Regions from separate parts of the Homo sapiens genome. Here all the other regions are linked to region 3. The links are chromatin contacts, found by Hi-C in ENCODE. All regions are on one chromosome and are shown on one strand. Each heading gives the region's core, a stretch centred on a gene start or an enhancer-like site at or near the end of the contact. The rest is flanking DNA. Distances are from core to core; before and after follow the strand shown.

Region 1 (4,147 bases), core at 1,299-3,798, 890 kb before region 3:
ATTACAGGTGTGCGCCACCACACCCGGTTAATTTTTGTATTATCTTCCCTGTTCTGATTAATGCTTTCTGACTCCACTCTGTGAGGAAATGAGCCGAGCTAGGACCTACGGGCAGGAGGCGCTGGACACCAATCCGGCTGGGCAGCAAAATGCAGTTCTTAACATTTCAAGCCCTCTGAGAAAGGCTGTGAGAAAGACCTCTGTCCTGGGAAACGGCTGGGGGAACTGGTGAGCTCTATGGCTCCTCTGAGGACAAACAGAGGTCAGTGGAGGCCCCAGCCTCTGCCCATCCTTTTCCTGTACACTAAGGACTGGCAATTACCATAACAGAAAACCGGAAGAGCAGAAATCCAAGCTCCTGCTGCTCTGGCTTATGATACAGGGTCAGGCTCCAGCCATCTCAATACTGACTCAAGCATTGTGTCCCACAAACGCTTCATCTACAACTTACTAAAATGACCTCATGGATGAGTGGTCTCGTTTTCTGAGCTGGGTCCTTTTTGAGGGGTCGAGAACACATTTTCCTGGGACCCTTTGTTTCCTTTGAAAACTCATTAGTTTTGGCAAGAACAAAGCGGAAAATTATCAGCGGTCATCTACAGCTAGAGAGGGCAGTCGGCTGAGAGCTGGCAAGCATTTCTTTAGGCTCTGATTTACATTGCATATGCTTGAAGAGCTATTACTCATTAGCAAAGGGAAGATCTCACATCTTGACTTCAAGGCCCGGAAAATCCAAGTATTAACTCTGAGTCCTTGCTGTGGATTCCAAGCCTGGTAAAGTTAAAGGAAAAAAAAAATGCAAGATGCAAACACGCCAACCCTCCACCACATTGCGTTTGTTTTCACAGACAATAGTTACCAGCAGACAGCGGGCCTCTCTCCTTAAGCCAAGGATAGCAACAGGGCCCAAGGGAACCTACGTCCTAGCTTTCCCCCTTTTTTTGTTGTCCGCCGTCTGCATGGTTAGGTCAGCTTTGGACGACTGGTGCAGGGCAGAATTCCCTCCAGGGGAAAGGGCTTGGCTGGGCCGATGCATGTTGGATTAGGAAGACGACAAAGAGTATACGCTCTACCGAGAATCAGTGACTCCGGTGGGCTGTGTGTGGTGTCACCAGGGAAAATGCTTGTAGAGGGAAATCCTGGGGTACACTAGCAGCCTCAGATGGGTTGGGGAAGGGATGGAGGGGGAGCTGTGCCCATTCCCCAGGCGGTTCTTACTGGGATCATGCGGACGCCCGGGTGGGAGGCTCCTTCCAGGACCCAGGCGCCCAGGGGCAACACCGCCGGGCTGCGGTGCGCGGGTAGCAGCGAGGACAGGAAGTGCACGTTGCAGGCGGGCGGCTGCGGGGCCTGCAGGAGCGCGACGTCCTCCAGCGCGCTGAGCTCTGGGATCCCGGGGTACTCCCCGAGGAGCTCCCCGCCGTCGCTGTCGCCCCCCGCGAGCTTCGCCTTGACCTGGCCCTTGCAGTCGGCGCCCAGCGCGGGGTTGAACGCGTGCAGGACGGGTTCCTTGGGGTCCGCCGGGCCCAGGTACGCTTCTTTGAAGACGTGGAACTCGTCCTCCTCGTACTTCACGGGGGCCTTCAGGCCGATGTTCTCCGAAGCGAACGGACCCTCGGGGCTTAAGAGCTCCGTCACCATCGCATCCTCGGGGCTGGGCAGCCCGCCCGGCAGAGGGCCCTCCTCCATGGCGCAGGGCGGCGGGGCGGGATGGCGGGGGCCGCGCACCTGCAACACGCGGCCAGGTGAGAGGCAGCCAGAGGAGAGGACGAGGGGAGGGGCGGCCAGGAAAGGGGACAGCCAAGGGAGGGGCAGCCAAGGGAGGGGCGGCCAGGGGAGGGGACCAGGTGAGGGGCGGCTAGGGGAGGGGGCGGCCTGGTGAGGGAGGGCCAGGTGAGGGGCCCGGGGAAGGGCGACCAGGTGAGGGGGTCAGGGGAGGGGCGACCAGATGAGGGGCGATTAGGTGAGGGGCGGCCAGGTGAGGGGCGGCCAGGTGAGGAGCGACCAGGGGAGGCGGTCAGGTGAGCGGCGACCAGGGGAGGGGCGGCCGGGGAGGGGGTCACGGGAGGGGCGACCAGGGGAGGGGCGGCCAGGGGAGGGGGCCAGGTGAGGGGCGGCCAGGTGAGGAGCGACCAGGGGAGGGAGTCAGGGGAGGGGCGACCAGGTAAGGGGCGGCCAGGAGAGGGGCCGGCCGGGGTGGGGGTCAGGTGAGGGGCGCCCAGGGGAGGGGGCCAGGTGAGGGGCGGCCGAGGAGGGGGTCAGGTGAGGAGCAGCCAGGGGAGGGGGGGCCAGGTGAGGTGCGACCAGGTGAGGGGCGGCCTCGCCCACGGCCCGCCGCCCTCCGCCCACCCGCAGGGGCCCGACCCGGCCCGGCAGCCCCCATCCCCGCCTGCAGAGCCGAGGCCCAGCCCGGGGACCGCCCCGTCATTCCTCCTCGGAGGGACGCACCTGGGGCCGCCGGGGCTGCCGCAGCGTGGAGCGAGCGGGATGGGGCGTGGGCCGGGCCTCAGGCGCAGGCGGCCGTTGGCGGTTGGAGAAGGGGGAAGGGTGAGGGACAGGAACCTGGGGGGAGGGGAAGAGGCGCCCGGGCAGTGGGCGGGGCCTGGGCGTGGGGCGGAGTCGAGGTCGGGGCGGGGAGGTAAAGGCGGGGCCAGGGAGGTGTGGTGGGCGTGGTCTGGGGCGGGAGGAGACAGAGTCGCGAGGGGCGGGGCCTGGACTGCCGCTGTTGCCAGAGCGGGTCAGGGGAGGCACTCCCAGGTTCAGCCGATCCAGGCTCAGGTGGGGAAACTGAGGTCCCCATCAACTCGGGCAGCGCTAAGTGGGACTGCCTAGCTTGGCTTCTGACCTTGGGCTTCAGTTATATTTTTCTGGCCAGGCGTGGTTGCTCACGCCTGTAGTCCCAGCACTTTGGGAGGCCGAGGCAGGCGGATTACTTGAGGTCAGGAGTTCAAAACCAGCCTGGGCAACATGGTGAAACCCCGTCTCTACTAAAAATACAAAAATTAGCTGGCCGTGGTGGCACGCGCCTGTAATCCCAGCTACTTGGAAGGCTGAGGCAGGAGAATCGCTTGAGCCCGGGAGGTGGAGGTTGCAGTGAGCCGAGATCCCGCCACTGCACTCCAGCCTGTGCCACAGAGCTAGACTCCGTCTCAAAAAAATAAATAAAATAAAATAAAACATTTTTCTACACTCGAGCTCTCAAGACAGATCCCGGCCTGGGACGCTGCGGGTGGACAGAGGGCAGGGGCTTGCACCGCACGTTCCCAGCCTTGCACCCACTCCCGGTCCTTGGTGACGCAGCTTACAGGTGCAACTGATGGAGTTGGTCCCGAAATAGAAGTAACAAATACGGCTGGGCGTGGTGGCTCACGTCTGTAATCCCAGCACTTTGGGAGGCCGAGGCGGGTGGATCACCTGAGGTCAGGAGTTCGAGACCAGCCTGGCCAACATATAGTGAAACTCCGTCTCTACTAAAAAATACAAAAACTAGCTGGGCGTAGTGGCGCACGCCTGTAGTCCCAGCTACATAGAAGGCTGAGGCTTGAACCTGGGAGATGGGGGTTGCAGTGAGCTGAGATTGTGTCACTGTACTCCAGCCTGACCAACAGAGAAAGGCTCCCTCTCAGAAAAAAAAAAAAAAACTCACAAATACAATGAAAGTCTCAAATTTTGGGTGGGGAATGAGCTATTTCATCTTTAAGGAGTCAATAGATATCACTGTTTAATCAAGAGGAGGTGAAAGTTTAATTCAAGTGATGGCGAAAACTGCAAAGGGTGTAGAGGGACTGGTGGGAGTGGGTGCTGGGGAGACAGCCTCAGGTACTGTCTACTCAGGTACTGTTTTGGTAAAAATAAAGAATGTAAAACATCAGCTTTCTAATCTCACTTTTAAAAATTAAATACTTTTCTAAATTTTTAAAGGGTAGTACCCAAGGCACAGCAACACCGTGTACTATTTAGTTGTACATTTAACATTCAAAAATCAAGAAAATTTTGCCTGGGGCTGGGCGTGGTGGCTCATGCCTGTAATCCCAGCACTCTGGGAGGCCAAGGTGGTCAGATCACTTAAAGTCAGGAGTTCAAGACCAGCCTGACTAACATGGTGAAACCCTGTCTCTACTAAAAATACAAAATTAGCTAGGCATGG
Region 2 (4,476 bases), core at 363-2,862, 800 kb before region 3:
GTGCTTCCTGGCATAAATAGAAGACCAGTGCTCAGCCATTTTTTATTCACTTGGTTTGTGGCTTAGAATGAAATAAACATGCTTGCATATCTGGAATGACCAGAAACCGGACACCTGTGGAAGAAAATGGTGTAACAAAATACAACGTTGCAAAAGGTAAAACCGATTTTCATTTTATTCGGTAACTTACAAAGTTACCAGCTTCCTACTAAAATCTGCCCTTAAATATTTTATAACACACGGAGCCGAGAGGAACCGAAAGCCTGTGCCGAGTTGGGAATATTAACTTTGTTATGTATTTAACCTGGTAGGTAGTTGGGATTTTTAACTCTCTGAGTTGTTTTCTTTTTTTAAAGTAAGATCGGCCCTCATCTTTGAGTTCTGCGGCTTTAACGAAAGCCAAGGGCGGATTTACATTATAAAGACGCTGACCCATGGCCTCTCCTGACAAACCGAAAGAAGCCGGCTGTTGGCTGGCCGCGGCGGTGGCTCCGAGAAGGGGCTGCCCCGCGTGGCCCTGACCGCACCGTCGGGCTCGCAGGCCAAGTTCGCCAGGGCACGGCCACGTGACACCCCCACCCTCCCGCGGCCCCGCCGCTCCCAGCCCGGCACGACCTTGGGCACATGCTCCGCGCCCACCCGCCCTTGACCCAGCGCTGCACGGGAGAGGCTGCGGGGCGCTCCCAAGCAGGCACTGGGCCCGGCACCCTCATCCTGCTCACGGCAGCGCTCGGACCGCGCCTGGAGTCCCTGCGCCAAGGGCGTGTCCCGACGGCTGCACCGCGAGGGCGGGCATGGGGAGGGGGACCGGGGAGACGGACGCTGGGATGGGGTCAGCGGCGCCCTGCCGAATCCCGAGGGCCGAGCACCCCTCCCTCAGCCGCACTGCACCTGCCCGTAGGTGACCAACCCACGGGCGGACCCCCAGACCCAATCCTCTCCAGAGCCAGGGTGGGATGGGCAGGGACAGGAGCCGGAGGCCCTACTGGCCCCGGGCGAAGGCATCCTGGAAAGCATCCAGAGCGTCCAGCATCCCTCCCGCGGCCACCCGCAGGCTGACCGACCCCTGGGCAGACCCTCAGACTCAATCCAGTCCAGGGCGGATTAAGGAGTGGGAGACAAGGGAGCCGGTGGCCCCGCTGGCCCCGGGCCGGAGGCGTCCAGCCAAGTCCGGAGGGCCGAGCATCCCTCCCGCGGCCGCACGGGACCCGCCTGCGGATGGACCGACCCCCGGTGGACCCTCAGACCCAATCCCCTGGGGAACATGGGGAGCCCCGGCCTCTTTCTGGGTTCAGGATCTCCACAACCCCGCCGTCCGGGGGGAATACCGGGGTTCCTCTCGGCGCCCCGGTTCCGGCGGCGTCCCCCACCCGGTCCGGTTCCCGGCAGCCCCGCGCCCCGCCCGTCCCCGGCCCCCGCAGCCCGCAGGGCCGCCCCGCCACCCTCCCCACCGCGGGCGACCGGGCCTCACCGAGTCAGCTACGGAGGTGCGGCAGCGGCAGCGGCAGCGGCGGCGGCGGCGGCGGCGGTGGAGTGAACGAGCGGCGAGCGGGAGCCGGGGAAGGAGGGCCGCGGGCGAGGCCGAGCGCACCCGACGCCGGCAGCAGCGGATTGGCTGAGGCGGGTCCGGCTGCGGCGCCTGCAGGCGGGTGACTCCCGGCGCGCGGAGGGCGGGCCCGGGGCCTCGGCGGGGCGGGGCGTCCGCGGGGCTAGGAGGGGAGGGAAACTGAGGCTCGAGCGGGTGCTCGCGTCCTCGACCTCTGCCGGAATGGGGTCTAGGACGAGATTCCTCACCCTCCGAGCCTCAGTTTCCTCATCCGTAAAACGAGCCATCTCGTGGAGGCCGTGCGCATAAAATCGCTTAGCTCCGTGCCTGGCTGATCCTCGCGACTTATCTATCGGCATTGCCCCGTGTAATGCTCCAGGCACCCCCTGATGGTATTCACCCCTGACTCTTTCATGCAGACAAGGGTCGCGGGCCAGGAAATAAGTTACCCCACATCACCGAGCTGAGAAGCAACCGATCCACAGGGAGTGGTGGGGCGCGCCTGTAATCCCAGCTACTCGGGAGGCGGGAAGTCGCTTGAAGCCAGGAGTTCGAGGCCAGCCTGGGCAACGTAGCGAGACCCCGTCTCTAAAAAAAAAAGCGCGGGGAAGTGATAGATCGGACATTGGGTCCAGATCTGATTCCACAGCCCATGCCCCAAATCAGACCTTATACCACGAGTGGCAGTCATCGCGATCCAGAGGCAGCGTGGCTCCTCCTCATCTAGCTAGGATAAAAATGCCTCACTTGGGGGGCTTTGGTGAGATTTACTAAAATAATTCTTCCAGCGTCAAGAACATAATAGGTGCTGGGAGAGGAGTAGCTGGAGGCCAGGGCAGAGCGACCGAGAGACCCTTGTGCTGGAGCTCGGGAGAGGGGCCGGGAGCGGGAACTGAACATCCACCGGTCCCAGGAGTCTAGGGCGAGCGCAGCTGCAGGGGACCCAGGGGGTTGAGGGGGAGGGAGAGGGGCCCCAAGCGTAACAGGAGGGCCAAGGGGGTCTTCCTGACCGGGAGCCACCCCTCCCCTATCTTTGCCCGCAATGCTTCCAGGCGCGAGCTGGCGGCTCTGCATACAGCAGGTGCTCCATAAATGCACCGATGTTATGAACAAAGACTCTTTTAAACCTCTTTTATGAACCCTGCTCTTTTTAAGTTCGACCACTTCTTCTAGTTATGAAAAAATCCATGTTTGCAACCATCCTTCTTTCTGTATCATTTAGTTGTTACCGCAGAAGAATTTAGAAGAGAAAATGAAAGTTCTCCTTTGATCCCGCCCCCCACCACCGCTGCAGTTAACTCTCCCTGCGGTTCCCGGGCTCGCTGTTTTAAAGGAAGGCTAGGATGCAAGCTGTCTGTAAGGCTGTTTTGTTTTCACTTGGCTTACGTCGTAGACAGGTCTCTGCTGGGGGACGGAGATGACCACCGGCCTTCCCAAGGCTGCATAAGATTTCCTTTGACTATGCTGTGATCCATTTACGCGGCCCCCATTGGACAATTAGGGCCTCCTCCCCGCCCCCCACCCCACCATTGCAGGTATAAATAAAAGCTGCGTTGGCCGTCGATGTACCTCCTGGAGCTCCTGATTATCCTGTAGGATAGATCCCTGGAGGGGAAGCAACCAGGCACGTGCGACATTTTGGTGACACAGGCCAAGCTACCATGCCGAAAAGTTTACCAACTTCCACTGCCACCCGCGCGTGCAAGCGGGGCCCTGTCTCCGATTATGGATTATTTTAATCTTTGCCAATCCTAAAAGGAGGGGTGGGGGAGGGAAGAATCTCTCATCTCTCCTTTTAATTTGCATTTCTTTGAGGTTAGAAGTTGGGGGTTTGTCCCCCTGCTTGCGCTTGTCTGGACCACCAGTGAGCCCAGGCACTCGACCCCCGCAGATTTCACCGCCCCAAGAGGCCAGTGGGCTGGGCCAGGGCACACGTTCCTGACGCGCGGCTGCACCCCACGAGCCCGGGCGGCTCTCGCGCGTGAGGCTCTCCTTGCACGTGGGCCTTCGCGGTTTGCACTACGGAAGCTGGACTGTCATTCTCACCGCAAATGCCCTTCCCTCCTTTCCCTGGAACCTCAGCCACCGACAGGTCCCCGCTCCAAGGTCATTTCCTCCCTCGCTCAGCGCCCCGGTGCGCGCCCAGCTGGGATTGGCCCCGCGCCCTGTCTGTTCCCAGGGCTCTTCGGCCTTGACCGTGCGCCCTTCCCTGCGCGCCGCCTAGGTGCCACCTGCAGGCCGGGCGGGGCAGGGACAGGGACCCAGTCTGTGGGGACGCCGAGGCGCCACGCTCACCTGTGCCATGGTGGCCGGGCTCTCGGCAGCTGCAACGAGCCCGCGCCGGCCTGCAACTGCAGCCGCACTGGGGAGGCCTTATTCCCCTCCCGCCGACCACGCTGCAGCTCTCCTGCCCGGGTCTGCGGCTCCCGCGGCTGCGTAGCTGAGTCTATTAATAAAGAAGCAGAGAACGAGGCCTCCCGGGGAGCTCCGGGCCTGAGCCTCAGTTCCCTGGGGCCAAAAACGTCTCCATGTCTGCCTCTGAAACTAGAGTAATCTTTCTCAAGCCTTGTTTTTTACAGATTCTGCCCCAGTTTGAATACTGTAGCAATTGCCTACCATAGCTACAAGAAAAATTTTCTTTTTAATGCAGGTAATGTTTTTATTTACCGCTAAGATTTCTCTTTTTACTCAAAAAATACTTTTTTATGGAAAAATCCAAACCTTTTTATTCATTCGTTCATTCATTCATTCATTTTTGAAACAGGATCTCTCTCTGTTGCCCATGCTGCAGGGCAGTAGCAAAATGACAGCTCACTGCAGTGTTGACATCCTAGGCTCAAGCAATCCTCCTACCCCAGCTTCCTGAGTAGCTGGGACCACAGGCAAGTCCCGCCATGCCTGGCTAATATTTTGAAAAATCCAAACCTTTG
Region 3 (4,102 bases), core at 848-3,347:
GAGCCGGGAAATCAACGAAGTTCCTAGTCGAGATCTGCCCGGTCCGCCTAGTAACAGCGCCGCGCCCCCATTGGCTCATGCTAATTCCAGTTTCCTCTGTCTTGCGCCCGGGATGGGGGGGTGAAGCTCCCTCCTGGACCCAGAGCCGGTTGTGCCGGAGTGGGCGAGCCTCTTTATGCCCTGCTGCCCCTAGCCGACTTCGGCCCGCTTCGCGCCTCGGGCTGGGCCAGGGCGCACGCGGGGCTCGGGGCCCCTCGCCCCACGGGATGGGAGAGGCCGGGTGATAGCTCCGGGCCCCATAAATCATCCAGGCGGCCGCCGGGTCGGGATTTTATGAATGAAAAAGCAGCTGGGCCGCCCTTGTGCGCGGGCTGATGCTCTGAGGCTTGGCTATGCGGGGGCCAACGCGATTGTGGGTGCTCGGGGAGTGGGGGGGGGCACGACCGTAGGTGCTCCCTGCTGGGGCAACCCATCGCTCCCCATGCGGAATCCGGGGGTAATTACCCCCCCAGGACCCGGAATATTAGTAATCCTAATTCCCGGCGGGGGAGGGGGCGCGGGAGGAATTCACCCTGAAAGGTGGGGGTGGGGGGGGTCGCATCTTGCTGTGAGCACCCTGGCGAAGGGGAGAGGGCTTTTTCTATCAGTTTTCTTTGAGCTTTTACTGTTAAGAGGGTACGGTGGTTTGATGACACTGAACTATATTCAAAAGGAAGTAAATGAACAGTTTTCTTAATTTGGGGCAGGTACTGTAAAAATAAAAACAAAAGTTAAGACAGTAAAATGTCCTTTTATTTTTTAATGCACCAAAGAGACAGAACCTGTAATTTTAAAAACTGTGTATTTTAATTTACATCTGCTTAAGTTTGCGATAATATTGGGGACCCTCTCATGTAACCACGAACACCTATCGATTTTGCTAAAAATCAGATCAGTACACTCGTTTGTTTAATTGATAATTGTTCTGAATTATGCCGGCTCCTGCCAGCCCCCTCACGCTCACGAATTCAGTCCCAGGGCAAATTCTAAAGGTGAAGGGACGTCTACACCCCCAACAAAACCAATTAGGAACCTTCGGTGGTCTTGTCCCAGGCAGAGGGGACTAATATTTCCAGCAATTTAATTTCTTTTTTAATTAAAAAAAATGAGTCAGAATGGAGATCACTGTTTCTCAGCTTTCCATTCAGAGGTGTGTTTCTCCCGGTTAAATTGCCGGCACGGGAAGGGAGGGGGTGCAGTTGGGGACCCCCGCAAGGACCGACTGGTCAAGGTAGGAAGGCAGCCCGAAGAGTCTCCAGGCTAGAAGGACAAGATGAAGGAAATGCTGGCCACCATCTTGGGCTGCTGCTGGAATTTTCGGGCATTTATTTTATTTTATTTTTTGAGCGAGCGCATGCTAAGCTGAAATCCCTTTAACTTTTAGGGTTACCCCCTTGGGCATTTGCAACGACGCCCCTGTGCGCCGGAATGAAACTTGCACAGGGGTTGTGTGCCCGGTCCTCCCCGTCCTTGCATGCTAAATTAGTTCTTGCAATTTACACGTGTTAATGAAAATGAAAGAAGATGCAGTCGCTGAGATTCTTTGGCCGTCTGTCCGCCCGTGGGTGCCCTCGTGGCGTTCTTGGAAATGCGCCCATTCTGCCGGCTTGGATATGGGGTGTCGCCGCGCCCCAGTCACCCCTTCTCGTGGTCTCCCCAGGCTGCGTGTGGCCTGCCGGCCTTCCTAGTTGTCCCCTACTGCAGAGCCACCTCCACCTCACCCCCTAAATCCCGGGGGACCCACTCGAGGCGGACGGGGCCCCCTGCACCCCTCTTCCCTGGCGGGGAGAAAGGCTGCAGCGGGGCGATTTGCATTTCTATGAAAACCGGACTACAGGGGCAACTCCGCCGCAGGGCAGGCGCGGCGCCTCAGGGATGGCTTTTGGGCTCTGCCCCTCGCTGCTCCCGGCGTTTGGCGCCCGCGCCCCCTCCCCCTGCGCCCGCCCCCGCCCCCCTCCCGCTCCCATTCTCTGCCGGGCTTTGATCTTTGCTTAACAACAGTAACGTCACACGGACTACAGGGGAGTTTTGTTGAAGTTGCAAAGTCCTGGAGCCTCCAGAGGGCTGTCGGCGCAGTAGCAGCGAGCAGCAGAGTCCGCACGCTCCGGCGAGGGGCAGAAGAGCGCGAGGGAGCGCGGGGCAGCAGAAGCGAGAGCCGAGCGCGGACCCAGCCAGGACCCACAGCCCTCCCCAGCTGCCCAGGAAGAGCCCCAGCCATGGAACACCAGCTCCTGTGCTGCGAAGTGGAAACCATCCGCCGCGCGTACCCCGATGCCAACCTCCTCAACGACCGGGTGCTGCGGGCCATGCTGAAGGCGGAGGAGACCTGCGCGCCCTCGGTGTCCTACTTCAAATGTGTGCAGAAGGAGGTCCTGCCGTCCATGCGGAAGATCGTCGCCACCTGGATGCTGGAGGTGCGGGGCTTCGGGCGGCTCTCTTAAGACTTCCCTGCAACTTGTTGCCCAGACCCACGTTTCTTTGCTACTCACCCCCCTCCCTTCTCTCCCGCTAGAACTTTGAAGTTTGCCGTGGTGTTTCTAGGGATCCGTATTTTCAAAATAAAAATTGCGGGTATTTTCTGAAGGAGGAAGGGGTGGGGGTGGGGGTGCTAGAAGTAGCGTTTCGTGGGAGGGGAGAAGGGGGTCCGGGAGGGGTGCCTTCGGGAGAAGCCAGTGCCAGGGGCACCCCAATGGGCCCGAGGGTGCGGGCTGGCAGGCTGGGTGCGCTTTGTGTCCCCCGCCTGCGCCCCAGCCCGGCTGCGCCTCAGCGGCCGGGAGCCGCCAACTCCGGGGGGAGGGGGCATAGATTTGATTTTTAAATTAATATCCATGGACACGTATGCAAGGGCCGCTCGTGCCAGTATTATGCGCCATCTTTGCTCTTTTATTGCAAAGCAAAAGTGTTTATTAATAATTGGGGGCAGGGTGGGGGCGGGGAGCGGCCGCCGGGCGCTGGGGCCGCAGCTAAGGGCCGCGCGGCTGCCGGGAGCCCGCGGGAGGGGCGCAGGGACGCGGCATGGGTAGTTTTGGGGGGACGCCGCTAGGGAAGGGGGGGCCTTTGTTCAAGCAGCGAGTCCCGGGGCGCCCCGAACGGGCAGCCTGGGCCGGAGAGCACGGCGAGCTGCAAGGTCGCGTGGCCCCCAAGACGCCAGGGCTTGATCCCCGTCTGCAGGGATATCGGCTTGGAGGACCTTCTCCGAGCGAGCCGGGGGCCTGGGAGCACATTTTCAGACCTTCGGTGGGCGCCTGAGGGGCCCGCAAGTATTTTAAAATAATTTTTGAAAGTGCGGCGTGGTGCCCTTGCGAGAGGGAAACGCCGCCCGCGCCCAGGGGGAAGGGGGGGCCCCGGAGTTTGAATTCCTGGGGCTCCCCCCGGAGCCTGTAACGAACTCCCAACCCCCGGCCTGGGTAAAGGGTCGCCCGAGGGTCATTTTCAGGGTTTTTTTATGCACTTAGTTATTTTTTTAATATTTTTAAATATTTTTTGAAAAGATGACGTCTGGGGAAATGCGGCGCGGCGGCCTGGGACGCCACCTTTGTGTCTCGCAGGCGCGGCGCCCAACCCCGCGGCCCGTTCCGCGGCCCCGCACCCCAGTTGGTGTCGACCCCCAGTCAGAGGGACCACGGAGCTCCAGGGCGGGCCAGGGTCCCGGGGGCCGGCAGCCCGCGCCGCCGCGCACGCCGCCCAGCTGTGCCCGCTCCCGCCCCCACCGTGCCAGCCTCGCGGGGACTTTCCCTTTCAGTTTCGGGGAGGGTGGGTACTGGGGACGCGCGGGGGAGGGGGCGCATCACGGGAAGCTCCTGCCGCCCCCAGCCCCGACCCCTCGGCGCCCTCCAGACCTGGCGGCCCTGCCAAGCGCGATGGGGGGTGCGGGGGCGTGCGGGGGGGCGGCGCGACCTGGCGGCGGCGGTCACGGGCCCCGTGCCTCCGTAGGTCTGCGAGGAACAGAAGTGCGAGGAGGAGGTCTTCCCGCTGGCCATGAACTACCTGGACCGCTTCCTGTCGCTGGAGCCCGTGAAAAAGAGCCGCCTGCAGCTGCTGGGGGCCACTTGCATGTTCGTGG

What was found. A loop is a pair of places that touch in the nucleus more often than their neighbours do. Pooled maps may share reads with other maps.
Region 1: a loop to region 3 is called in a pooled map, with 12 times the contacts of the local background. The contact joins the promoter of TESMIN here to the promoter of CCND1 in region 3. A Hi-C loop is called at or near these places in 6 of 50 pooled maps.
Region 2: a loop to region 3 is called in a map of CD8-positive, alpha-beta T cell, with 11 times the contacts of the local background. The contact joins the promoter of CPT1A here to the promoter of CCND1 in region 3. A Hi-C loop is called at or near these places in 8 of 168 maps with a recorded cell type or tissue (CD8-positive, alpha-beta T cell, ascending aorta, chondrocyte and 4 more), 13 of 37 single-sample maps with no recorded cell type and 18 of 50 pooled maps.

What each region holds. Positions count from the first base shown.
Region 1 is chr11:68,748,972-68,753,118 of GRCh38, forward strand. It overlaps TESMIN (testis expressed metallothionein like protein), which reads right to left and starts at 2,549. Exons shown (of 10, transcript NM_004923.3): 1 at 2,449-2,549; 2 at 1,219-1,728. The coding sequence starts at 1,689. RefSeq lists an enhancer at 1,676-2,661 and silencers at 2,362-2,651, 2,662-2,781.
Region 2 is chr11:68,840,304-68,844,779 of GRCh38, forward strand. CPT1A (carnitine palmitoyltransferase 1A) reads right to left here and starts at 1,613. Exons shown (of 19, transcript NM_001876.4): 1 at 1,472-1,613. RefSeq lists silencers at 452-731, 782-881, 1,142-1,221, 1,432-1,481, 1,502-1,861 and enhancers at 2,007-2,532, 3,255-3,394, 3,435-3,644.
Region 3 is chr11:69,639,059-69,643,160 of GRCh38, forward strand. It overlaps CCND1 (cyclin D1), which reads left to right and starts at 2,098. Exons shown (of 5, transcript NM_053056.3): 1 at 2,098-2,453; 2 at 3,973-4,102. The coding sequence starts at 2,256. RefSeq lists enhancers at 1-861, 2,369-3,071 and silencers at 3,694-3,833, 3,924-3,983.